Regions from separate parts of the Homo sapiens genome. Here region 2 is linked to region 1. Evidence: read pairs that join two places in POLR2A ChIA-PET (ENCODE). Cell type or tissue: Caco-2. All regions are shown on one strand. Each heading gives the region's core, and the rest is flanking DNA. Links, peaks and the distances in the headings are about the cores only. Region 1 overlaps MATR3 (matrin 3). Region 2 holds the start of SLC23A1 (solute carrier family 23 member 1).

The links. ChIA-PET counts read pairs that join two places held together with the same protein. Peaks named below come from ENCODE experiments on the same cell type or tissue, not always from the same donor. Only the 100,000 strongest peaks of a DNase experiment are listed, where the experiment ranks them.
Region 2: POLR2A ChIA-PET joins it to region 1 with 18 read pairs; 10 of 35 experiments call an interaction of 5 or more read pairs at or near these places.

The regions. Positions count from the first base shown.
Region 1 is chr5:139,320,096-139,328,095 of GRCh38, reverse strand. MATR3 (matrin 3) reads right to left here. Exons shown (of 15, transcript NM_018834.6): 10 at 6,067-6,198; 11 at 5,590-5,633; 12 at 5,129-5,498; 13 at 2,434-2,656; 14 at 1,812-1,933. Among named protein-coding and RNA genes, the nearest start is that of PAIP2, 18 kb to the left of the region's middle. RefSeq lists an enhancer at 4,819-6,018. In Caco-2, for the core only: no CTCF peak of the experiment used is centred there; no DNase peak of the experiment used is centred there.
Region 2 is chr5:139,376,017-139,392,273 of GRCh38, reverse strand. SLC23A1 (solute carrier family 23 member 1) reads left to right here and starts at 8,977. Exons shown (of 15, transcript NM_005847.5): 1 at 8,977-9,056; 2 at 9,669-9,782; 3 at 10,225-10,382; 4 at 11,388-11,476; 5 at 11,642-11,709; 6 at 11,885-12,066; 7 at 12,198-12,318; 8 at 12,440-12,596; 9 at 12,920-13,067; 10 at 13,590-13,695; 11 at 13,923-14,052; 12 at 14,156-14,299; 13 at 14,777-14,872. The coding sequence starts at 9,021. MZB1 (marginal zone B and B1 cell specific protein) reads left to right here and starts at 2,361. Exons shown (of 4, transcript NM_016459.4): 1 at 2,361-2,594; 2 at 3,689-3,813; 3 at 4,143-4,253; 4 at 4,353-4,807. The coding sequence starts at 2,418. The coding sequence ends at 4,509. PROB1 (proline rich basic protein 1) reads left to right here. Exons shown (of 1, transcript NM_001161546.2): 1 at 1-1,682. The coding sequence ends at 240. RefSeq lists enhancers at 5,537-5,656, 7,557-7,726, 8,107-8,276, 8,297-8,366, 9,967-10,016 and 7 more and silencers at 1,175-1,224, 9,617-9,676. In Caco-2, for the core only: no CTCF peak of the experiment used is centred there; DNase peaks (open chromatin) are centred at 8,893 and 9,751; H3K4me3 peaks cover 889 bases.

The DNA of each region.
Region 1 (8,000 bases), core at 1-8,000:
AGGTCAGAAGTTCAAGACCAGCCTGGCTAACATGGTGAAACCCCGTTTCTACTAAAAATACAAAAAATTAGCCAGGCGAAGTGGCACACGCCTGTAATACCAGCTACTCGGGAGCCTGAGGCAGGAGAATTGCTTGAACCCGGGACGCAGAGGTTGCAGTGAGCTGAGATTGTGCCATTGCACTCCAGCTTGGGGAACAAGAGCAAAATTCTGTCTCAAATAAAAAAAAAATAAATAAAATATAAGGAAATAATAAAAGGAGCCACAAGAAGCACCTAGCAATCTTTTATATTATTTCCATATTCTTCTCGACAATACATATAGTTTTTGACCCCAAACAGCTTAAAATCAAAGCAGATAAAAATATTTGTACCAGGGCGGGCACTATGGCTCAGGCCTGTAATCCCAGCATTTTGGGAGGCTGAGGTGGGAGGATCATCTGAAGCTGGGAGTTCAAGACCAGTCTGACCAACATGGAGAAACCCCATTTCCACTAAAAATACAAAATTAGCTGGGCATGGTGGCGCATGCCTGTAATCCCAGATACTCAGGAGGCTGAGGCAAGAGAATGGCTTGAACCTGGGAGGCGGGGGTTGGGGTGAGCCAAAATCGCGCCATTGCACTTCAGCCTTGGGCAACAAGAGCAAAACTGTCTCAAAAAAATAAAATAAAATAATTTGTACTACATTGCTGCTACCATTGCAAATAGCCACAATTCTTTCTTCATATACAGGATGGTAAAAGACATATAGGTGGCAAAGAGCAGTTACATTTAAAAAAAAAAAAAAAAACAGAAGTGACACACAGCCAAGAACTTGAATTATTTCCAAAATTAAAGATTACATTCATCCATTTAGTCAACAGAGAACATATCTAATGACTGAGTAACTATAGTTAACTTATTATAAAGCAGTGTGAAAAACCAAGGTATCTATAATTGACTTGTTTAGCAACTACTTTTAAGTTTCAGTCACTATTTCAATAGGTAGTCCAAAGAAGCTGATAATTACAAAAACAAATTTCAATATATCTCAATAGGAATTATTCTTTAGTGATGTTGTGGTTTATGTATTTATGCTTTTGATCTTTATATACTTTTGGTCATAAAAATAACTGAAGTGTCAATAATAATGTCAATATTAAAAATTATTTTAATATGAATGGTCATGCCACTTTTAGTATTCAGACTCCCAGCATCTTTCAAATTAGAGAAAGTACAGCCCAACAACAATCTGAGAATACTTGAATAAGTTTAATTCTACCACAGAATTTATAATATGGTTAGAAAACACTAAATTGTTATGTAGCAAGGGTAAACTATGACAAGAGGTTCAACAGATGTTTTGATAACCCATCAATAAAGAAAGAAAAGGCCAGGCGCGGTGGCTCATGCCTGTAATCCCAGCACTTTGGGAGGCTGAGGTGGGTGGATCACCTGAGGTCAGGAGTTCAAGACCAGCCAGGCTAGCCAACATGGTGAAACCCCATTTCTACTAAAAATACAAAAATTAGCTGGGTGTGGTGGTGCATGCCTGTAATCTCAGCTACTTGGGAGGCTGAGGCAGGAAAATTGCTTGAACCCAGGAGGTAGAGGTTGCAGTGAGCCAAGATTGCACCATTGCAATCCAACCTGGGCAACAAGAGAGAAACTGTCTTTAAAAAAAAAAAAAAAAGTAAATAAAAAGTTATCTTCAGGAGAAAGCACTGCACTGAGTCTAGAGAGAACACTATACACATTTTACTTATATACCCCACTTATTTCCATAACTTGTTAAGTTTTCACAAAAGAACTGTTTTACATTCAACCTTACCTTTAATTTCTGATAATGAGGAAGGCTGCTGCAATGAGTATTCTTTGCAACTTCTTCATTTGTATAAAAGAGTGAACACAGCTTACAGTAAAACCCTGTTTTAGGTATCACATAGTCTATACCTAGAAATACAAACATACATTCTTACAAATTAAACTGAAGATTTTATTTAGTATTCACAATTTCACCTGTCAACATAATTTAAATGAAACAACATGTTTTTGAGAAGTCCAATACAGCCTAAGATAAAAAACAAAAACCGAACCATATTTTGCTTTTACCTAATTGATGTTTGAGGTCTCACCTAACTGTATTCTTAAAAAAAGAAATATAATACAGAAAAACAACACAGAAAAGCAAAACAAAAGCGTGTAACTTGCAAGAAATTTTACGAAAAAAGGGAACACATTGTGGAATAACAACAGAAAATAATACAAAATCAGAGACATGCATGAGAGGAAAATATATCAATTAAGATTTATAAATTGTTCCCCATAGAAACAAAGCAAATTTAAAATGCTATCACAGCTTATGTAAGACCAACTTTAAAATCTTATTTTAAAACCTAAGAGTTTGTTTTGAGGAGAGTGAGGAAGGTGAAGAACAAAGACTTAAATCTCACCAACAGGAACATTGGGCTGATATGGTCCAATTCTATACTCATCTGGGATTGTATAGTCGTCCTTGTTCTCATCACTTTGACCATCTGCGTTTTCACTTGTATCTTTGTTGGGATCATCAGCGTTCTCAGAAGATTCAGCACCTGGTTCTGTGTTTTCCTCATTTTTAATTCCATTTTCCAACGCTGCTTCGTTTTCTTGATCAAGTTCCTCGATCTTGTCCACCTTAATTTCAACCAAACCATCATCATTTTTGTCACCAGATTTAAATGCCATGCCCGATTTACGAAGTTTCTGAAGTTCCGAATCTTCCTCATCACCAACCTCATCTAGAGTGACAAAACCTTCCATACTCCCTGGAAAACGACGCTGTTAAGAAAGACAAATTTACTCTGCAACAATTATCCTGCAGCATCCCTTCTGTCTGCTTTACTTGAAGGGAAACGGATAGCGTCTTTGCCTTTTTTTTTTTGAGACGGAGTCTTGCTCTGTCGACCAGGCTGGGGTGCAGTGGCGCGATCTCGGCTCACTGCAACCTCCGCCTCCCTGGTTCACGCCATTCTCCTGCCTCAGCCTCCCGAGTAGCTGGGACTACAGGCGCACGCCACCACGCCCGGCTAATTTTTTTTGTAATTTTAGTAGAGACGGGGTTTCACTGTGTTAGCCAGGATGGTCTCGATCTCCTGACCTCGTGATCCACCCACCTCGGCCTCCCAAAGTGCTAGGATTACAGGCGTGAGCCACCGTGCCCGGCCGCGTCTTTGTCTTTATTCATTGGCTCAAAATAGTAACTTCTTCCTTTCTTCCAAAAAATTACTGATAATTTGAAAAATAATTTAGCTTATTTTAAAACTAAAAAATGGAAGGTCTGCCTCACACAAAGAGCAGAAGTTAAATGAGATAGGAATATTCATATTTTATCTTTTCTGAGACTACAATGCTGCTAGGCAATGTGTAAAAAACTTGATTTGGTAAAAGTTGAGCAATATCCTTTGTAAGACAGTATACTGCAAATACCTACTCTTTAGAGCAAATACTCAAACAGTGTAATGGCTAAAAAACCAAGCTCTGGGCCAGGCATGGTGGCTCACACCTGTAATTCCAGCACTTTGGGAGGCTGAGGTGGGCGGATCACCCTGAGATCTCAGGAGTTCAATACCAGCCAGGCCAACATGGCGAAACCTCGTTTCTACTAAAAATACAAGAATTAGCCTCGTGTGGTGGTGGACACCTGTAATCCCAGCTACTTGGGAGGCTGAGGCAGCAGAACTTGAACCTGGGAGGTGGAGGTTGCAGTTAGCTGAGATCACACCACCGCACTCCAGCCTGGGCAACAGAGCAAGACTCCGTCTCCAAAAAAAAAAAAAAAAAAAACAATCATGCTCTGAAGAATGACTGCCCAAGTTTAAATTTTGGCTCTGTGTCTTATAAGCAGTATGGGATTATTTAACTTCTCCATATTTCAATTTTCCTCATTTATGGACTGGAGATCACAGTATGAGATGCATATGGTTACTGTGAGGATTAAATTAATAAATTTAAACTTAGAAAAACGTATGGCATTAAATGCCATAAACATCAGTAATTATTAGCATTTACAAATGTAAACATAATGATCAGCTCTAGTGAGAAAAATTAATGAAGTTATTTGACCAAGCCATCAAATAAAAACTGAGGTAAATATTGGTTTTGAGTTGAATGTTGCATAAAAGGAACCAATGGAATATGGAATAGGATGGCAAAAATCTCATTTCGCTCTACTTTTTTTTTTTCTTGAGACAGTCTTGCTCTTGTCACCCAGGCTGGAGTACAGTGATGTGATCTTGGCTAACTGCAACTTCTGCCTCCCAGATTCAAGCAATTCTCCTGTCTCAGCCTTCCAAGTAGCTGCTACAGGTATGTGCCACCACGCCCGGCTAATTTTCATATTTTTAGTAGAGACGGGGTTTCACCATGTTGGTCTTGAACTCCTGGCCTCAACTGATCTGCTGGGCCTCCCAAAGTGCTGGGATTACAGGCGTGAGCCACTGGGCCCGCCTGACTCCGACATTTTATGAGCCATTTAACATAAAAAGTTTGCCTCAAAGGCATTTTAATGCCCTACTCCTTAAGCTAGGCAGTCAGCTCAATGTGGGTCCTTTGTTTACTCTTCTTTATAGCATGTGTGTATTTTTATATTTATATTCACTTTATACATGGCTTCTAAATGACTTACTTGTTCAAATAAAATTGTTTTAAAGGATACTAAGGTATCTGACCAGGCCAACATTTCTCAAATAGGAAAAATTATTCAATAATTTTTGAATGAGTGGCAAAAGTTTTAACTATGTTGGGTCAGTTAACTTACTGCAAACTCACGTCCTGTATTTTTTTTTTCAAAGCTACACTATAAGGCTGCCTACCTATATGCTACCACTACACCACTACAATACAGAAGCACATATATTTTGAGTCTTTCTCCCTCATTTTTACTGAAAAGTTTCCTCTTTGAGCTGATGTTTTTTGCCAACTATAATAAAATGTCTTATTTAATTATTTATTGCAGAGTTTAGATTTAAATGTTTATATTCTGGTTCATATCTGATTTATTTTCTGATTTAAATCATATAATTCTATCTGATCCTGCTTAGGTAAATAACTTGAAATACTGATCTGATCTAATGTTCTATTAAAACAAATCAATGTATCTTTCTTTACCTTTTTAAGCTTTTTCTTTGCTGCTGCTGAAGCACTTCCATCTTTTTTCACAGCTTTATCTGATGGTTCCTTTTTCCCATCAGAAGCCACATCACCTAAATTAGCAAGATCGGTCTCGTCTCCCACTGAACTGCCACTTTCTAGCAGTGCTGCTGCTTCTTCTTCATCTACAAGTAGCTCATCTTCAGATTCAAGAAGCATATTAGGTTCCTGCTCTGTCTGGTCATCCTTTGTGTCTTTCTCACCATCTTCACCGGACTTCTCTTCTTGTTCTTTACCTTCGGTTGAACTCTCAGTCTTCTGGGAACCATCAGTTTTGGATTTCTTATCACTTGGAGATTCTTTGCCATCTGGAGAGTAAGATCTTTTTCTGAAATCAAAAGGACACACCACAATTAATTTGTTGTCTGAAAAAGTAAAGTTGAATATACTCACACATATGAAAAACAAAATGAAATTACCGGGATTTATCTTTTTTCAGTAAATCAATGCCTCTGTTTGGAATCTAAAAGACAAAAGTTTTGCAGAAGTTAACACATTTGCAGAATACACAATTATCCAGTGAATTAATAATTGGAGACAATCCCTATAATCAACTCAGCTTATTCAATTCCCGTAACCTTATTTGAGAACCTAAGCTGCCTACAGACATTCATCATGACCATACCAACAGAGAAGTGGAAAATAAAACATTCTGGTAGCAGAACGCTATGAAAAACTTAAACAGATAAGAGCAATGAAGGTGTCCTTTAGGGAAGACTCGTTTAAAAACTTCTGCCATTAAAGACCAGAAAAAAAGGTTGTTCTCTTTCAATAACTTATTTCAATAGGTTTCAATAATCCTGTATTTTTAGCATACAAAAATGTTTAAAAGAATGTTGTGGCTTTAAATATGTAAAAACAAGCTGTTAAATGATGACAAATCAAATACTACATACCCTCAGAACCAGTTTTTTATATTTCTCAGACAGGTCAACCTTCACACATCTCCCCTGAAACCAAAGGGCTTTTTTCAAACAATGGTCAACCATTGCCATTGCATCTTCTCTTGTCTCCATCTCAATAAAAGCCTTAAAAAGAAAGAAAAGAAACCACAAAGCACATTATATTTTACAAAATTGTATAAAACCTTATTATGTATTCTACCTACTGGTTAGAAAATTTTCATTACTTTTTTTCTTTTTTGAGACAGGGTCTCACTGTGTCACCCAGGCTGGAATGCAGTGGCGCAATCCTGGCTTGCTGAAGCGTTGATGTACTGGGCCCAACTGATCCTCCCACCTTAGCCCCCCAGTAGCTAGGTCTACAGGCATGCACCACCAATGCCTGGCTAATTTTTGTATTTTTTGTAGAGGTGCAGTTTCGCCATGTTGCCTAGACTGGTCTCGGGCTCCTGGACTCAGGCAATCCTCCTGCTTTGGCCTCACAAAGTGCTGGGATTACAGGTGACAGCAACCACACCCGGCTAAAAATTTTAATCTTTAGCACAGAGTTAAAAATTCACTGAATATCAGGGCTGGGCGCAGTGGCTCACACCTGTAATCCCAACACTTTGGGAGGCCAAGGCGGGTGGCTCACCTGAGGTCAGGAATTCCGAGAACAGCCTGACCAGTATGGTGAAACCCCATCTCTACTACAAATGCAAAAATCAGCTGGGCCTGGTGGAGTGTGCCTACTGTAGTACCAGCTACTTGGAAGGCTGACATAGGAGAACTGCTTGAACCCAGGAGGCGGAGTTTATAGCAAGCCAAGATGGCACCACTGCACTCTAGACTGGGCGACAGAGCAAGACTCCATCTCAGAAAAAACCAAAAACCAAAAAACCAACCTGTCAGATTTACAAAATCCCCAAGAATCACTTTAGTGCCAAATACTAAGCCATCTATATACACTCTGCAAAAAAGTAATAAGCTGGCTGGGCGCGGTGGCTCAGCCTGTAATCCCAGCACTTTGGGAGGCCGAGACGGGCGGATCACAAGGTCAGGGGATCGAGACCATCCTGTGGATGGTGAAACCCGTCTCTAGTAAAAATACAAAAAAAAAAAAAAAAAAATTAGCCAGGCGTGGTGGCGGGTGCCTGTGGTCCCAGCTACTGGGGAAGCTGAGGCAGGAGAATGCCATGAACCGGGGAGGCAGAACTTGCAGTAAGCTGAGATTGCACCACTGCACTACAGCCGGGGTGACAGAGCGAGACTCTGTCTCAAAAAAAAAAAAAAAAAAAAAAGTAATAAGCTTAAGATATTAAAATAGTGTAAGAAAAATAAAAGTCTGGAAGAACACAAACTTGCAATGCTGAATTACAGAAGTGTTTAAAACAAAAAAAGAAAAACAAAAAAGATGTTCTCCTCATCCTTATTTCCTTTTTGAGACAGGGTCTCACTCCACTGCCTATGCTGAAGTACAGTGGCACAATCATAGCCCACTACAAACCTTGGACTCCTGGGTTAAGTGTTCCACCTGACTTCAGACTCCCGTAGCTAAAACTGTACGAGCATGCCACTTTGCCTGGTTAAAAAAAATTTTTTTTTGTACAGATGTGGCCTCAATATGTTGTCAGGGCGGTCTCAAACTCCTGGGCAACTCTGGCCTCAGCCTCCCAATGTCTAGGGATTTACAGGCATGAGCCAATGCATCCAGCCTAACTCTAAATTTTTTTTTTTGAGATGGAGTCTTGCTCTGTCACCCAGGATGGGTGCAGTGGCACAATCTCGAGTCATTGCAAGCTCCGCCTCCCGGGTTCATGCCATTCTCCTGCCTCAGCCTCCCCAACAGCTGGGACAACAGGCGCACGCCACCACGCCCAGCTAATTTTTTTGTATTTTTAGGAGAGAGGGGGTTTCACTGTGTTAGCCAGGATGATCTCAATCTCCTG
Region 2 (16,257 bases), core at 4,390-12,389, 60 kb before region 1:
CTCGGCCTCTACCCGCCCGCCTATGGGCCTATACCCAGCCTCTCTCTGCCACCGTCCCCGGGCCCGCAGGCCCTCGGCAGCCCCCAGCTACCCTGGGTCTCTGAGGCAGGGCCCCTGGACGGGACCTACTACCTGCCGGTGAGCGGGACCCCCAACCCCGCACCTCCTCTGCTCCTCTGTGCGCCGCCCTCCAGCTCAGGTCCCACCCAGCCCGGCAAGGGTTCATTGTTCCCGCTGTGAGGCCCCGGGCCGATCCCCATGGAGTTGGAGCCCTTGGATGCCTGGGAGGTTCTGGCATCCAAGCCCCTACCCTCCTCTCCTTCCGTCGCCTCTGTCTTTAACCCATCCCAGTCAGTCGTCGGACAGGAAGTGATCTTCAGAGAATGAATCTGAGCCCCGAGGCTGGTGGAGCTGGAGTCACCCAGGAAGTGGCTGCCTACTTCCTCCCCCAACAAAATTATGTATCCCTTTCCCAGGCATTCCCAGGGCGTGGTGTGGTGTGGTGTGTGGGTGTGTGTATATGTGTATATGCGGGCAAGCAAATAGGGAAAGTGAGGCATCCCTGGGCTTGTCCCCAGGAGCCGATCAGAGGAGGTGCTGTGGCTGCCGTGGGGCAGCAGGAACGGGAGCAGCAGGAGACAGGGCGGGGAACTGTCTGCCCTCCCTGATGGTGGGCCCAGCTGAGGTGAGGCTGGCCAGTGCCCCTGGTGAGGTGGCAGGAAGGACTCTGGCTGTCGAGTCTGCTCTTAGGAAGAGGAGCTGAGCTTTGGCCCTGGAGGTTACTGGGGGGAAAGTGGCCAGTACAGCCCAGGCCAGGCTGGCTCCGAGAAAGAGCTAAGGCGGGGGACAGCAGGTGGAGGCAAAGCAAGGAATACAGGGAGGGCCTGGGTTGGGGGTTAGCCTGGAACTTGGGGTGGGAAGATGGGGAGCCTGGCCCTCAGAGCTGAGCTGACTCATTTTTGGGCCAGGGGTGGGGCTTCAGTCCCCCACCCCCTACATCGGGAGTAGGTGAAATGGTCATCAGGAAGCTCTGAGAAGAGGGAGGGTTGGGCTCTTGTCCCACAGGAGCCTCTTGACCCCTCTGTGTGGCCAGAAGGTGGGTTAGGGCCAGCAGTAGAAGCGATACCCCTGGTGGAGTATCCAGAGGGATCTGAAGCTCTTGGCAGGTTCCACTCCCCAGTAACAGATGTGGCAACAATGGCCAGAGAGGGGCTGGCCCTACAGACCAGTCACAGCAAGGGACAGGGCCCAGAGCCTGCACTTCAGTTGCCCTGAGATTCCAGGAGCCTCTGAGGGAGATGAGGGGGGTCTGCATGAGGTGGGAGGTGGTGTGCGTGGGGGTCTGTATATAGTTCTGAACCGGAAATGGCTGGCCCTTGCCAGCCTGGTGTGTGATGTGATGAGTTTGGGAAGGACAGTTTCCATGAGAAGCAGTGGCAGGGATGGGGATGGATGCCTTCGTTGTTCCAGGCCTGTCAGGGGGCCCAGGTCCCTAGCAGTCCCTGCCCTCTGCCCTGGACTGGAAGCTGACTAGGAGAGCTACGAATCAGAACAACTGGCCATTTTCTAGCTGGAGATGCCAGCTCCGATGGCATGGAGGGCCCTGGGGCCACCCCAGGTGTCTTTACCTCATCCTGGTGTGTAATAAATCACTGACCATGGAGCCATCATGGCTGAAATAACTGGTGTGAGGTGCCTGATTTCCTGCCACAGCCTCTCAACACCCTCCACAGTGCCCTTCCACGCCTGGGTATGGCCTGGGTGGAGGGGACCTCAGGGCTAGGGAAGGAGACCATGTGTGTCTTGGAAACACTGTAGCATCCCTGTCTCCCTGAACTTGCCTCCCAGGAGGCTGGCAGCCACACCTCATTCCTTCTGGTGGTTGAGTGGCCAGGGAGCCTTGGGGTCAATCAGGCTTGGGTTTCTCAGCATGGCCCCTCTAGCTATGTGGCCTTGGATTTGTCACCTCTCTCTGAGCCTTTGTGTCGGAAGAGGCAGAATAAACATGACAGTCTCATTTCTCAGAAAGGTCAATGAAACAAAAAAAGATGACGGCAGCCAACCAACTCTTCCCACAAGGCACTCAGCACAGTGCCTGCCACTTGGCCAGATCACAGGATGTGGGCAGTATCGGCCCCTATGTGTTCCTGCCTAGGCCCAGCCCCTCTCCTTGCCTCAGTGCTCCCTATCTGTGAAATGGAGCTGAGATGGCTGGAGCCAGGGTCCAGCTAGAGGACAATGCCCACGTGGCATCTTCGGGGCCCTGGAGGAGGGAGTGGGAGGAGGATGGGAGGGGTGAGGTGTCAGTTCCCCATTGGTCTAGGCCAGGTGTTCTGTGGCGGTCCCCACACCACACAAGCACACACACATCTGCACCTCAACCACAGACTACACTTGCTGAACTGGCTCCTGGGGCCATGAGGCTGTCACTGCCACTGCTGCTGCTGCTGCTGGGAGCCTGGGCCATCCCAGGGGGCCTCGGGGACAGGGCGCCACTCACAGCCACAGCCCCACAACTGGATGATGAGGAGATGTACTCAGCCCACATGCCCGCTCACCTGCGCTGTGATGCCTGCAGAGCTGTGGCTTACCAGGTGAGTCCTTCACCACTGTCACCCTGCCCTGCTCACACCCCTTCTCAAGCCAGACCCCTCCACCCACCTCACATTCCACCACCGGCCTTTGATCCCCAATCCCTACCACTGGGCATCAAGCCACAGATGCAGCCTTTCATATATTCCATGCCTCAGTTTACCCATCTGCCTGCCTAACAGCAGACAATCTGGGAGACCTCCTCAGTATTTTGAGACCCCAGGGAATCACTCACTTGTCCTTAGACTTCTCCCTTTCCAGGCCCATCCTTGAGTCCGGACTCCCTCCCCAACCCTGACGGGGCGGCTTTGGCTATGTGTACATGGTGCAAGTGCACACGTGTGAGCGCCTGCACGTGAGTATGCGTGTGTCTGGCTTCACACACACACCTGCTGAGCATGCCTGCGTGCCAGTGTCTCTGTGAGGTGGGGGCCTGGGAGTACTTGTGTGATTGAATATTGGGCTCCAGTTTTTCTTACCTTGCTCTTGTGGTTTAAAATGGCACGTGCCGGCCGGGCGCGGTGGCTCACGCCTGTAATCCCAGCACTTTGGGAGGCTGAGCGGGGCCGATCGCCTGAACTCAGGAGTTCGAGACCAGCCTGGCCAACATGGTGAAACCCCGTCACTACTGAAAATACAAAATTTTAGCCGGGTGTGGTGGCACATACCTGTAGTCCCAGCTACCTGGGAGGCTGAGGGAGAAGAATCACTTGAACCTGGGAGGTGGAGGCTGCAGTGAGCTGAGATCGTACCACTGCACTCCAGCCTGGGCGACGAACGGCGTGAGACTCTCTCTAAATAAATAAATAAATAAAAATAAAATGACACTTGCCACTGGGCAGGTGTGCCCTGGACGAGGGACCCCAGTGCCCAGGCCTCACCTACCACTTCAGCATTTCTTTCCCATCCCCCATCCCCATCCCAGAGAGCTTTGGGGGCTGGGGGAGGGGCCATGCAACAGCCTCACAGGTGCTTCCTGCTCAAACGGCTCTCTTGCCACTTTATTTTCCCCAGAGACTCTGCTCCTATCCTCCCCACCTCCCCCTAACTGAGCAGCAGTCCTGAGGCCCTGCCTCCCAGTCCCTCCTTGTTCCAGATGTGGCAAAATCTGGCAAAGGCAGAGACCAAACTTCATACCTCAAACTCTGGGGGGCGGCGGGAGCTGAGCGAGTTGGTCTACACGGATGTCCTGGACCGGAGCTGCTCCCGGAACTGGCAGGAGTGAGTTGCCAATCCTGCCCCCCACCTCCCTCCTCCAAGGGCAGGCCTGGTGGGTGGAGATTCCCACTCAGCCGCTCACACAACACACACACTCCTCTAGGACTCTGGTCCAAGGGAGGGGCTGGCTGGGATGAAGTCTGGGCTCTGGAGCTGAGAGCAAGTGGGAGAGCAGAGGGCCAGTGGACAAGGTCACCTTGTGACCTTGGGCCAGGGGCTTTCCCTCTCTGAATTCCACAAATGCCCAGCATGTCCAGCTTGCTGTGGAGATGGGTCTCTCCCTGGCTGGGCTCCTGCCAAAACTGTACTCCTCTCCTCTCCACTGCCACCAGCTACGGAGTTCGAGAAGTGGACCAAGTGAAACGTCTCACAGGCCCAGGACTTAGCGAGGGGCCAGAGCCAAGCATCAGCGTGATGGTCACAGGGGGCCCCTGGCCTACCAGGTGATGCCCGGGGCTTGGGGATAGGATGAAGCTCCTGGAGCCTTGGTTTGCCCCACTGTGGGCTGGGCAGCATCTGAGGCTCCTGCTGGGCTCCCCTAGGCTCTCCAGGACATGTTTGCACTACTTGGGGGAGTTTGGAGAAGACCAGATCTATGAAGCCCACCAACAAGGCCGAGGGGCTCTGGAGGCATTGCTATGTGGGGGACCCCAGGGGGCCTGCTCAGAGAAGGTGTCAGCCACAAGAGAAGAGCTCTAGTCCTGGACTCTACCCTCCTCTGAAAGAAGCTGGGGCTTGCTCTGACGGTCTCCACTCCCGTCTGCAGGCAGCCAGGAGGGCAGGAAGCCCTTGCTCTGTGCTGCCATCCTGCCTCCCTCCTCCAGCCTCAGGGCACTCGGGCCTGGGTGGGAGTCAACGCCTTCCCCTCTGGACTCAAATAAAACCCAGTGACCTCACTTCTTTTCTCTGCAAAAGGTGCTTGTGGGGCTGGGAGTGCAGACATTGGTGTTTCTGCTGATGTCCCTTGTGAAAAAAAAAAAAAAACTCTCAAAATCAATTTTTTTTTTTTGAGACAGTCTCACTCTGTCACCCAGGCTGGAGTGCAGTGTTCTTGGCTCGATGCAACCTCCACCTCCCAGGTTCAGGCGATTCTCCCACCTCAGCCTCCTGAGTAGCTGGGATTACAGGCACCCACCATCATGCCCGGCTAATTTTTGTATTTTTAGTAGAGACGGGATTTCACCATGTTGGCCAGGCTGGTCTTGAACTCCTGACCTCAGGTGATCCGCTCGCCTTGGCTTCCCAAAGTGCTGAGATTACAGGCATGAGCCACCGCGCCCGGCCTTCAAAATGCTTTTTCTATTCTCTCACTCGACAACAGCACAGAAGATGGCTGTGACCGAATGCGTGGGGGCTTTCCCCCACACACCAGGCAAGCAATTCTGCAGCTGACACCAGCTGGGTGCCCTCCAAAATTCAATTCTGGCACTATCTACCTGGAGATAGTGTCAGATCCCACAGGCTGAGGGCTCAGTCCACCATTCTGTCCCCCATTCAGACACCAGTTCCAACTCCAGGCCTCTGGAGCTTCTGGCCTACTGGCTTCAAGATGAGGTTCCCACAACCCCCTCTTTTGAGTTCAACTAATTTGCTAGAGTGGTTCGCAGAGCTCAGAGAAACGTTTACCAGTTTATTATAAAGGATGTTACAAAGGATACAGATGCAGAGATGTGTAGGGCAAGGTATGGGGAATGGGCTCGGAGCTTCCATGCCCTCCATGGATGCAACACCGTCCAGGAACCTCCACGTGTTCAGCTATCCAGAAGATCTCTGAACCCTGCAATTTTGAGTTTCTGTGGATAATTCATTACGTAGGTATGATTCATTAAGCCATTGGCCATTGGCGAACAACTTACCCTCCAACCTGTCTGCCCTCCCTTGACTGGGGATGGGGGGTGAGGGGAGGCTGAAATCCTGCCTTGGTCTCTCTGGTGACCAGCCCCTGTCCTGAAGCTACCCTAGGGGCTGCCAGCCATCAGTCAATCATTAGCACACAAGAAGACATCATTTTGGGGATTCTAAGATTTTAGAAATTGTACTCCAGGAAACAGAGGTCAAAGACCAAATATATATTTCACAATATTACATCCCTCCTACAGAAGGCCAAATTTGCATCCCTACAACTTCCAGAGGTAAGAGGGAGCCATCAATGGTGTGGTGATGTAATCGCCCAAAGGGTTCACCTTGCTCAAGCCTAGACAGAGCCGATTGCTCAAGACAGGGGAATTGCAATAAAGACTAATTAACGCAGAGCTGGCTGTGCAGGAGACCAGCGTTTTACTATTACTCAAATCAGTCTCCCCAAGCATTCAGGGAGCAGAGTTTTTAAGGACAACTTGGTGGATGGCGGGGAAGCCAGTGAGCCAGGAGTGCTGATTGGTCAGGACTGAAATCATAGGGAGTTGAAGCTGTCTCCTTGCCTTGAGTCAGTTCCTAGGTGGAGGCCACAAGTCCCAACGAGCCAATTTATGGATCTGGGTGATGCCAGCTGATCTATCAAGTGCAGGGTCTGCAAAGTATCTCAAGCACTGATCTTAGGAGCAGTTTAGAGAGGGTCAGAATCTTGTAACCTCTAGCTGCATGACTCCTAAACCAAAATTTCTCATCTTGTGGCTAATGTTGCTCCATCCTACAAAGGCAATCTAGTCCTCAGGCAAGAAGGAGGTCTGCTTTGAGAAAGGGCTGTTATTGTCTTTGTTTTAGACTATAAACTAAAAACTAAGTTTCTCCCAAGGTTAGTTCAGCCTACACTCAGGAATGAAGAAAGACAACTTGGAGGTTAGAAGCAAGATGGAACTGATTAAGTTAGATCTCTTTCACTGTCTCAGTCATAATTTTGCAAAGGTGGTTTCAGTGACATCCCAGGTCTTCAGAGCCTTCATGAGAAAAGAGAACCAAGGAAAACTGTGCACGCAGGCCACCTTGTGGCACACCTATTCCAGCCACTCCATGCTATCTGCACCCCTCCGAGAACACACGTCTCACTGGGTCTACACCCAATGGCTGTTCATTTTCCACACTCTGCCTTTGACCCCAGCTGGTATGGATGGGCCCTGGGTTTCTGACCAGCCAGATTCAACATTTTGGTTCTCAGTCCTGCTTTCTCTGGAAATTCTTCTGGCTGGGGCTTTTCCTTAGTAAAGAAGCCCTGGACCCCACCTAGGTCTGGGAACTGGAGATCGGTGGCACCAGAACTTTCAGTTTCGTTTGTGAGTGTCTCTGATCTGGCCAAGCCCTGGGAGAGAGACAGAACATTCTAACCCTCATTTTTAGAAATATTTTTATTTTGCACGAGAGCCATGTGCAGGAAGACAATCTAATCCCCCTTTGACAGATGCAGAAACCGAAACTTAGACAACAGAAGGGGTTTGGGCCAAGTCCCTGGCTGAGTAGTAGTAGGGCTGGGAGGGGATTCAGACTTAGGGGACCGGAGAGGCGGGCTGCTGGGGGAATGGAGGTGCCTGGGGCAGGCCCTGGCCACTCCAGCTTCCCTGGGAGCTGCACTCAGCCCCCTCCATCCTTCACCTGTTCCAGGACCTGCCTGAAGCCCCACCATCCGTGGCCTTCACTCAGGAGAGAAACCCTAGACACCAGGAGGAAAGTCAGGGCCCAAGAAACCCACTAAGCTTTCAGGACAGGGTGTGGAGCCGGGCACCCATGACGTGGACCTGTGTTTCTGTGGGGTGATTAGAGAGGCTGCATCAGCTCTGGGTGTGTGGGCCCCTTCATGCTACTGTGGATCTGGGACCGTGTTCTCCACCTTGTTCTCTATGCGTGTTGTGTGGTTTGGGTTGAATTGAGTGTCCATGGAGCCGTATCTGCAGGGGGTCGGGCTTGGTCTCCACAGCACCCTGGGGAGTTCTGGGAGGAGAAGTTGGAGAGAAAAGTGCTGGGGAGTTGCAGAGGCTTCAAACTGGTCCAGCAACTTTGGAAATTGGGAGCAGTAGCCAAGAGGGAGAGGAGAGGACAGGCGGACAGAGGAACAGTGTGGACACCGGCAGGCGGGCGGACTCAGTGCTGTGGCATGAAGCTGCTGCCCAGCTGGAGAGCGGTGCTGCCCCTTGGCCCTTCAGGCAGGGCCTGGCCATGGGCACAGCGACCCAGAAGTAGGTGGGCTCTAGAGTGCTGGGGCTGGGGCAGCCCAGAGGGGAACAGAATGGGGACCTCAGGCCCAGCCCTCACCAGCTGAGGAGCCTGAGTTCTTAGGGCCCCTCCCCATGTCCCCCTCTGCCATCTCAGGCCCTAGGGCCAGGCTGGGCTGGGCCTGCCAGGAGGGGAGACAGGCTGGGCATAGGACTGCCTTCCTGGGCTAGGTGATGGGCAGTCACACAGGGCTTGGTGCATAGAAAGGCCCCACGCTCCATCTAATGCTCCTGCTATCTTTAAATTCTTTATACTTTTGGAATAAAGGCCTCACATTCTTACTTTGCACTGGGTCCCAGAAATTATGTGGCTGGGAGGGGAAAGGGATCTGTGCCCTGACACAGAGTGCAGACCCGGCTGGGCCAGCCTAGGCAGCTCTGCCTGCAGAGGCCCATCTGCTGCCTGCCTCAGGGACCCTGAGGGGTGCAGGGTGGTGAGGGCAAGGCAGCTCAGACCAACCTGAATTTTAGGATTGGTTTCTGCAAACTTGCTATCTGCATGGCTTGGGTCAAATCACATCTACTGAATCTGTTTCCTTCGCTGTTAAAGGGGTTAATACCGCCCAGCACAGGGGTTACTTGGGACAGTGCAGATCCATGTTTCTTGGCACAAGGCCAAGGCCATTCCTCAATAACGAGAATGACTATGATGATGATGATAATGATGAACTAGTTATTAATCAGTGGGGAAGGGCCTCATACAGGGGGTTACATAATAAGTGCCTGTTTCCACTCCCTCTTTCTCCGCTCACCTGGGGCTTGGTAAACTTCTGGTCCTCACCCCCTCGACTCTGGCCCTCTCTTGGGAAACAAGAACAGGTCCAGCGCCCAGGCGCAGATGTGGGCAGGGAAGGGCACATGTGGCAGAGGCTTGGGTGGCTTTTACTGTCCTAGTGAGAGTTAATACATTACCTCTGCCCGGGCCCCCCTTTCGCAATCCAGAGCTGGGCATCTGGTTACAGATTTACTTCAAACAATGCCTGATATGTGGAGTAAAGTCCTCCTCCTTGGCCTTTGTCAAGTCATCCCCTCTTCTCCTCAGGAACTGCTCAAACCTGTGCCCCAAAGATGAGGGCCCAGGAGGACCTCGAGGGCCGGACACAGGTGCTGGGGGCTGGGGGTGGGGGCTAGGGGGGGCAGGGGGGGTGGGGGGCTGGAGGGCCTGTGCAGGCCTTCTTCCTGGAGGCCAGAGATAAACGTTCTGATGAACTTGATAAGAGTGACTGTCCCAAATTGAATGTGGCAACTGGGGGATGGGTGGAGGTGGGGGTGAAGGAGCCTGCAGCTTTGGGACTGGCTGACTCCAGGTTGGGGTTCAGGAGAGGCCTAATCTCCCGGCCAGTGACACCCCAAGGATCTCCAGGGGGCAGAGGTGGGACCGGATTGGACTTGTCCACAGTCTTGAGCCCTCTTGGCCCCCTCTCCTGTGGTCTCCAAGACTTCTGACTTAAGGGTCCACTTCCCTGGCTAAAATGGCAGGTCCTGAGGGCTCTAGAAGCTGGCACAGTAGACTCATCCCTGCGGGAAGCAATGCAAAGTGGGAGAAAACTGTGGCCAGGCCAAGTGGCACCCGGGTGGATGGACTGTTGGGGAGGGCGGGAACCCCGCTCTCAGTTGCTGACAAGCCACTTGGGCTGCCTGATTGATTCTGGGGCAGAATGGATTTTGCCTGTCCCCATCACTTCACCCTAAGCTACTTATCTCTGCTGCCTCCAGCATGAAACCACCAGGGACCCCTCGACCCCGCTACCCACAGAGCCTAAGTTTGACATGTTGTACAAGATCGAGGACGTGCCACCTTGGTACCTGTGCATCCTGCTGGGCTTCCAGGTGGGTCCCCCAGGGCCTCCCCGCCCTCACTCTGCACACTCCCCGGGGACTCCAGCCCCTCCCTGGCCAGCAGGGAGTATCTTGGGTAACAGGAAGAAAAACCTGAGGTCAGCACAGTGGCTGTCAGCAAGCAGGAGTCGGGAAGAGGCTGAATCCTGAAAGAAGATGAACTCCCTGGGGGAGTGTGACGCTTGCCAGGTGGGGTGTTGGTGACAGGGAGCAGAGCCGACTCCACGGAAGCCGCAGGAATATCTTGAGTGGAAATTAGTGACCCCCAGAGTGGTCAGCAGTAGCTCTCTGGGAATCCCTTGTGGGGACTGCCAGTCCTGGGCAGGCAGCCGGTTCCAGGCCCGCTGAGGCAGGCATGAGGACACTAGGTTGTCCCCTCTCCCTGGAGCTCTGGGGTCCTGCCTCATGCACTCTGCTGTCTCCCTCTGCCCAGCACTACCTGACATGCTTCAGTGGTACCATCGCCGTGCCCTTCCTGCTGGCTGAGGCGCTGTGTGTGGGCCACGACCAGCACATGGTTAGTCAGCTCATCGGCACCATCTTCACGTGCGTGGGCATCACCACTCTCATCCAGACCACCGTGGGCATCCGGTGAGCCGCCCAGCCCCCCAACCCGTCCCCCGCCACCCCTCCACTGTGATCCACACAGCAGGAGCAGGTGGGCTCCCAGAGGACACTGGTGAGACAAAAAAGCCGCTTTCTGCCTCCACCTGCTTCTCCTATCCCAGGCCAGCCTTAGAGCTGGGCAGCGTGGCCCCAACCCTGGGAATCTTGATCTAGGCACACTTCAAAGACCAGGCATCTGCAAGTTTAAGGGATTGTACCCTCGCTGGCTCTCCCCTCTTTTTTTTTTTTTTTTTTTTTTTTTGGAGACGGAGTTTTGCTCTTGTTGCCTAGGCTGGATTGCGGTGGCGTGATCTCGGCTCACCACAACCACCACCTCCCGGGTTCAAGCGATTCTCCCGCGTTCAAGCGATTCTCCCACCTTAGCCTCCTGAGTAGCTGGGATTACAGGCATGCGCCACCATGCCCGGCTAATTTTGTATTTGTATCTGCCCACCTTGGCCTCCCAAAGTGCTGGGATTACAGGCGTGAGCCACCAAGCCTAGCCGGCTCTCCCCTCTTAAACCCCATTCTGAATATTGCCCAGATGGCAGCCCTGAGCTAGCTCCCAGGGTTGGTGCCAGCCTCTTCGACAGCCCACCCTCCCAGGGCCCCACGCTCCCGAGTGCACAGCCCTAGGCCTGGGTGGCATTTGAGCTGTTTGAGCAGCGGGGGACAGGGGAAGATTGTGAGAGAAACCTGGATGCGGGAACTGAGGTGTCCACTTCCGGGCAGGTGCCCCCTCCTCACAGTGCAGGAGCTGGTGGTGGGAAGGGGGCAGGTTTTGAGCTGGGGGCTCCATTTGTTTTCTTCCTTGGGCAGCCAAAATGTTAGAGATGGTCTTCCCTGGGGCCTCAACGATTTCCATCTGCCCTTGTCCCTTGTGTCTCTGTCACTCTCTCTGTGCTCTCCCTTCCTGATCTCTCCCCGCATCTTTATCCCTCCTCCCCACCCGCCCCTCCCCACCCCTGTTGCTTTGTGCCTCTCCTCCAGGCTGCCGCTGTTCCAGGCCAGTGCCTTTGCATTTCTGGTTCCAGCCAAAGCCATACTGGCTCTGGAGAGATGGAAATGCCCCCCGGAAGGTGGGTACACTTCTGGGGTCTGCACTGGGGAAAAGGGGAGGCCCAGAGACCTGGAGGTCTGAGCAACTGTCCCGGGTCAACACCAGGGTGCAGCCATGGCAGCATCTTCTCTCCCTCTCTGTCTCTGTACCTGGTCCGTGTGTGTATCCCTGACTCTACCCCCAGAGGAGATCTACGGTAACTGGAGTCTGCCCCTGAACACCTCTCATATTTGGCACCCACGGATACGGGAGGTGGGTTTGCATGTAAGCATAGAAGAGGCCGGGTCCTGAGGAGGGGCTATATGGGAGTGAGGGTGGCCGCTGAGTTTGGGGATTTGAGGAGGTGGTCCAGGAGCTTTGTTCCTGCTAGCAGCAGCCAGGTCATGACCTTTACATGGTGACTTACGGCTGATGTTTGCCCTTCCAGGTCCAGGGTGCAATCATGGTGTCCAGCGTGGTGGAGGTGGTGATTGGCCTGCTGGGGCTGCCTGGGGCCCTGCTCAACTACATTGGGCCTCTCACAGTCACCCCCACTGTCTCCCTCATTGGCCTTTCTGTCTTCCAAGCTGCTGGCGACCGAGCTGGCTCCCACTGGGGCATCTCAGCTTGGTGAGCAGGCACCAGGCCTGATCCCTGCCCAGCCCCAGCACCCTACCCTCTTCATGTCCTTGGTCCTTCTTCCCGGCTCCTGGCCCCAGCCTGGCCTCCCATCCACTTCCTGATTGTGCCTCTGCCCCCAGCTCCATTCTCCTGATCATCCTCTTCTCCCAGTACCTGCGCAACCTCACCTTCCTGCTGCCTGTCTACCGCTGGGGCAAGGGCCTCACTCTCCTCCGCATCCAGATCTTCAAAATGTTTCCTGTGAGGACCTGGCAGGCGGCTGGGGCTGGGACTATGGCCAGGGCTTGGGCTGAGGTGGGAGCAGGTTAGCCTGGACAGAGACCTCCAGTGCCTTCAGTGCCCCCTCACCCCCCTCCTTCAGATCATGCTGGCCATCATGACCGTGTGGCTGCTCTGCTATGTCCTGACCTTGACAGACGTGCTGCCCACAGACCCAAAAGCCTATGGCTTCCAGGCACGAACCGATGCCCGTGGTGACATCATGGCTATTGCACCCTGGATCCGCATCCCCTACCCCTGTGAGCAACACCCCTTGGGCCCCTCTGCCCCCAACTGAGACCACCTATGAGACAGACTCCTGGTGACCCCAATCCAGCAGGTGACACACCTAGCATTAGCCGCACATTTATAGTGCGCCCAGCAGAGTGGTGTTTTACTTAGACAAAGCTTCAGTCCCACTTCCTGGCTCTGAGTGACTCAAATAAGCTCCCACAACTGTATAGCTCCCATCCCAGCCTGAGGTCTCCTGATCTGCTCTTGCTCCTTCCAGCACTGCCCTGTCTATTCCTAACCATCACAGTCTCCTCACTGTAGCCACCATCCTGTCTCCCTCCGAGCACAGGTCAGTGGGGCCTGCCCACGGTGACTGCGGCTGCTGTCCTGGGAATGTTCAGCGCCACTCTGGCAGGCATCATTGAGTCCATCGGAGATTACTACGCCTGTGCCCGCCTGGCTGGTGCACCACCCCCTCCAGTACATGCTATCAACAGGTAGCCTACCTGCCCTCCTCAGTATCTGATCTCCTCAGGCGCCACCCAGGAAGCACACACAGGAACGGGGTGGAGGCCCAGGGGGTAGGCTTAGGCAAGTCGGGAACACGCTCCAGACCTCATTCTCCTTGTTTGTGCGATGGGGGTGCCCTCTCATCACCCCTCTGTCTTTGCTGGGAGTAGCTGAGAAGATGGTGGAGTCCAAAGGGAACCACCGTCATTGACAGCCCTCCATGTGCCCGGCTCTGACTGTGCATTCTTATGCAATCTTTGAAGCATTTTGTGAGACGGGCACCGGTATTTATCCCAGGAGGAAATTGAAGGCCAGAATTACCCACAGGAGTAAGTGCCAGGGCACTAGGACTAGCTCTGGAGCCTGAGCATTCTGGCCTGTAGTAGGGAGTGCTACAGCTGATAGCTGCAGCCCCCACAGCCCCAGAGGACGGCAGCTTGCTAAGATGATGGGGGAACACAGACTGGTGCAGAGGCTGGACCAAGCCCCGACTCTCCCTTTCCTTACAGGGGCATCTTCACCGAAGGCATTTGCTGCATCATCGCGGGGCTATTGGGCACGGGCAACGGGTCCACCTCGTCCAGTCCCAACATTGGCGTCCTGGGAATTACCAAGGTGTCGCGACGAGCCAGAGCCAAATCCTGCCCTAATTCCGTGGGCCGCAGGCCCCGCCCCAACTCGGTCCCCACTTTGGTTTAGCCCCACCCTGTCTTTGAGAGGCCTCGCCCCCGCATCAAGCCCCAGCCGGTTTATGCCTCGCTCTTATAACAGGCCCCGCCCCTGGAACTAACCCCGCCCCAGCCTCGTCCCCAGGTCTAGCTTCCCCGCTGGCTCCCCGGCAGGTGGGCAGCCGGCGCGTGGTGCAGTATGGTGCGGCTATCATGCTGGTCCTGGGCACCATCGGCAAGTTCACGGCCCTCTTCGCCTCGCTCCCTGACCCCATCCTGGGGGGCATGTTCTGCACTCTCTTTGGTGAGTGTCTGGCGCGGGCCACGGGTCGCGGTGCGGGTCGCCGAGTGGGACTCACCTGGATTACGCGTGTGCGGCGCCTCCAGCCGTTCTCTTGCGCCCTTAGGCATGATTACAGCTGTGGGGCTGTCCAACCTGCAATTTGTGGACATGAACTCCTCTCGCAACCTCTTCGTGCTGGGATTTTCCATGTTCTTCGGGCTCACGCTGCCCAATTACCTGGAGTCCAACCCTGGCGCCATCAATACAGGTGCCTCCAGCTGTTTACTGTCTCCAAAGGCGGGGTGGGCCCAAAATTTTGAGCACAGCCCCCTCCCTCAAAGGCTCCACACAGCTACAGCCACAAATCGTACCCAACTCTGGGTGTCAACCAGCAGCTGAGAGCTTGGGTCACAGCTGTCCTTTACTAAGACACTTCCTGTGGACAGATATTGACCTTTACATGTGCTTATTTAATTTTCAAAACAGCTCCATTTATCTACATTTATCATTTCTCCATTATCATTTCAACTTTACAGATGAGGAAGATGAGGCTCAGTGATTTGTCCCAGGTGAACAACTAGCAACTGGCAGAATTGGGACTTGAACCCAGAGATAGGAAAGACAGAGATAGGTTTGAGACAGGGCTTTGTACTGTTCCTTTGCCATAGCTGCACAAGAGGAAGTCCCTCAACTCTGCTCTCCAGATTGGGCCATGACACCCATTGGCCCTTGGCCTATTCCACAGGCATTCTTGAAGTGGATCAGATTCTGATTGTGCTGCTGACCACGGAGATGTTTGTGGGCGGGTGCCTTGCTTTCATACTTGACAACACAGTGCCAGGTATGGTTCGGTCCTGGGAGGGGAATGAAGAACTAGGCTGGACTCATGCACTCCAACAGATGGCCTCTGAGCTGGAGCTGTGTGGTTAGGTCCCATGCAATGCAGGCCCTGCAGGGAGCATCAGGAATAGATGGGCTGGTGGAGTGCTCACTGGCTGGAGGGAGAGAATGAGGCACAGACATGCCTCAGAGGTCTTGAAGAGGATGGGGCCGGAAGAGTCACTGCTGGGTCCTGTGAATCCTTTCCTCTCCACTTTTTCCATTTCTTTCCTTTTTTTTTTTCCGAGATGGAGTCTCGCCCTGTCACCCAGGCTGGAGTGCAGTGGTGCGATCTCAGCTCACTGCAACCTCCACTTCCCGGAGGGTTCAAGTGATTCTCCTGTCTCCTGAGTAGCTGGGACTACAGGTGGCTGCCACCACGCCCAGCTAATTTTCATATTTTTGGTAGAGATGGGGTTTCACCATATTGGGCAGGCTGGTCTTGAACTCCTGACCTCAAGTGATACGCTCGCCTCAACCTCCCAAAGTGCTGGATTACAGGCATGAGCCACTGCACCTGGCCTCCTCTCCATTTCTTAATAGCCACTGGGCTGAGGGATGTCTTTGCTTTCTTCAGAGTAGGACAGAGATAAATGCAGCATCAGTTTGTTGGCAAAATCCATCCACTCCAAATATGTCAGCAGCCTGCCACAATGGCGACTAGAAGAGCCACTAACATTTCCCTTTGGTACCAGAGCTTTTTGCAAAGATCGTGGAGGATACTTTGTGGGGCCCGCATAAAGATGCCAGTAAATATATAAAATAAATGTCACCAGGTGCTCTGATAACAAACAGTTAACATTTAGCAAACATATACTATGGGTAAGGCAGAGCTAAGTGTCTTACTTCATCCTCAAAAACCACAAAGTCATAAAGTCACAAAATTAAAACATCACGGCCGAGCATGGTGGCTCATGCCTGTAATCCCATCACTTTGGGAGGCTAAGGCGGGTGGATCACGAGGTCAGGAGTTTGAGACAAGCCTGGCCAACATGGTGAAACCCCATCTCTACTAAAAATGCAAAAATTAGCTGGGTGTGGTGGTGTGTGCCTGTAATCCCAGCTTCTCGGGAGGCTGAGGCAGGAGAATTGCTTGAACCTGGGAGGCGAAGGTTGCGGTGGGCCGAGATCGTGCCATTGCACTCCAGCCTGGGTGACAGGGTGAGACTCCATCTCAAAAAAAAAATTAAAACATCGCAAATCTGGGATGTATATTTTAATTGAGACAGGGTCTCAGACTATCACCCAGACTGGAGTGTAGTGGCACAATCATAGCTCACTACAGCCTCAAACTCCTGGGCTTATGTGACCCTCCTGCCTCAGCCTCCCAAATAATTGGGACTACCG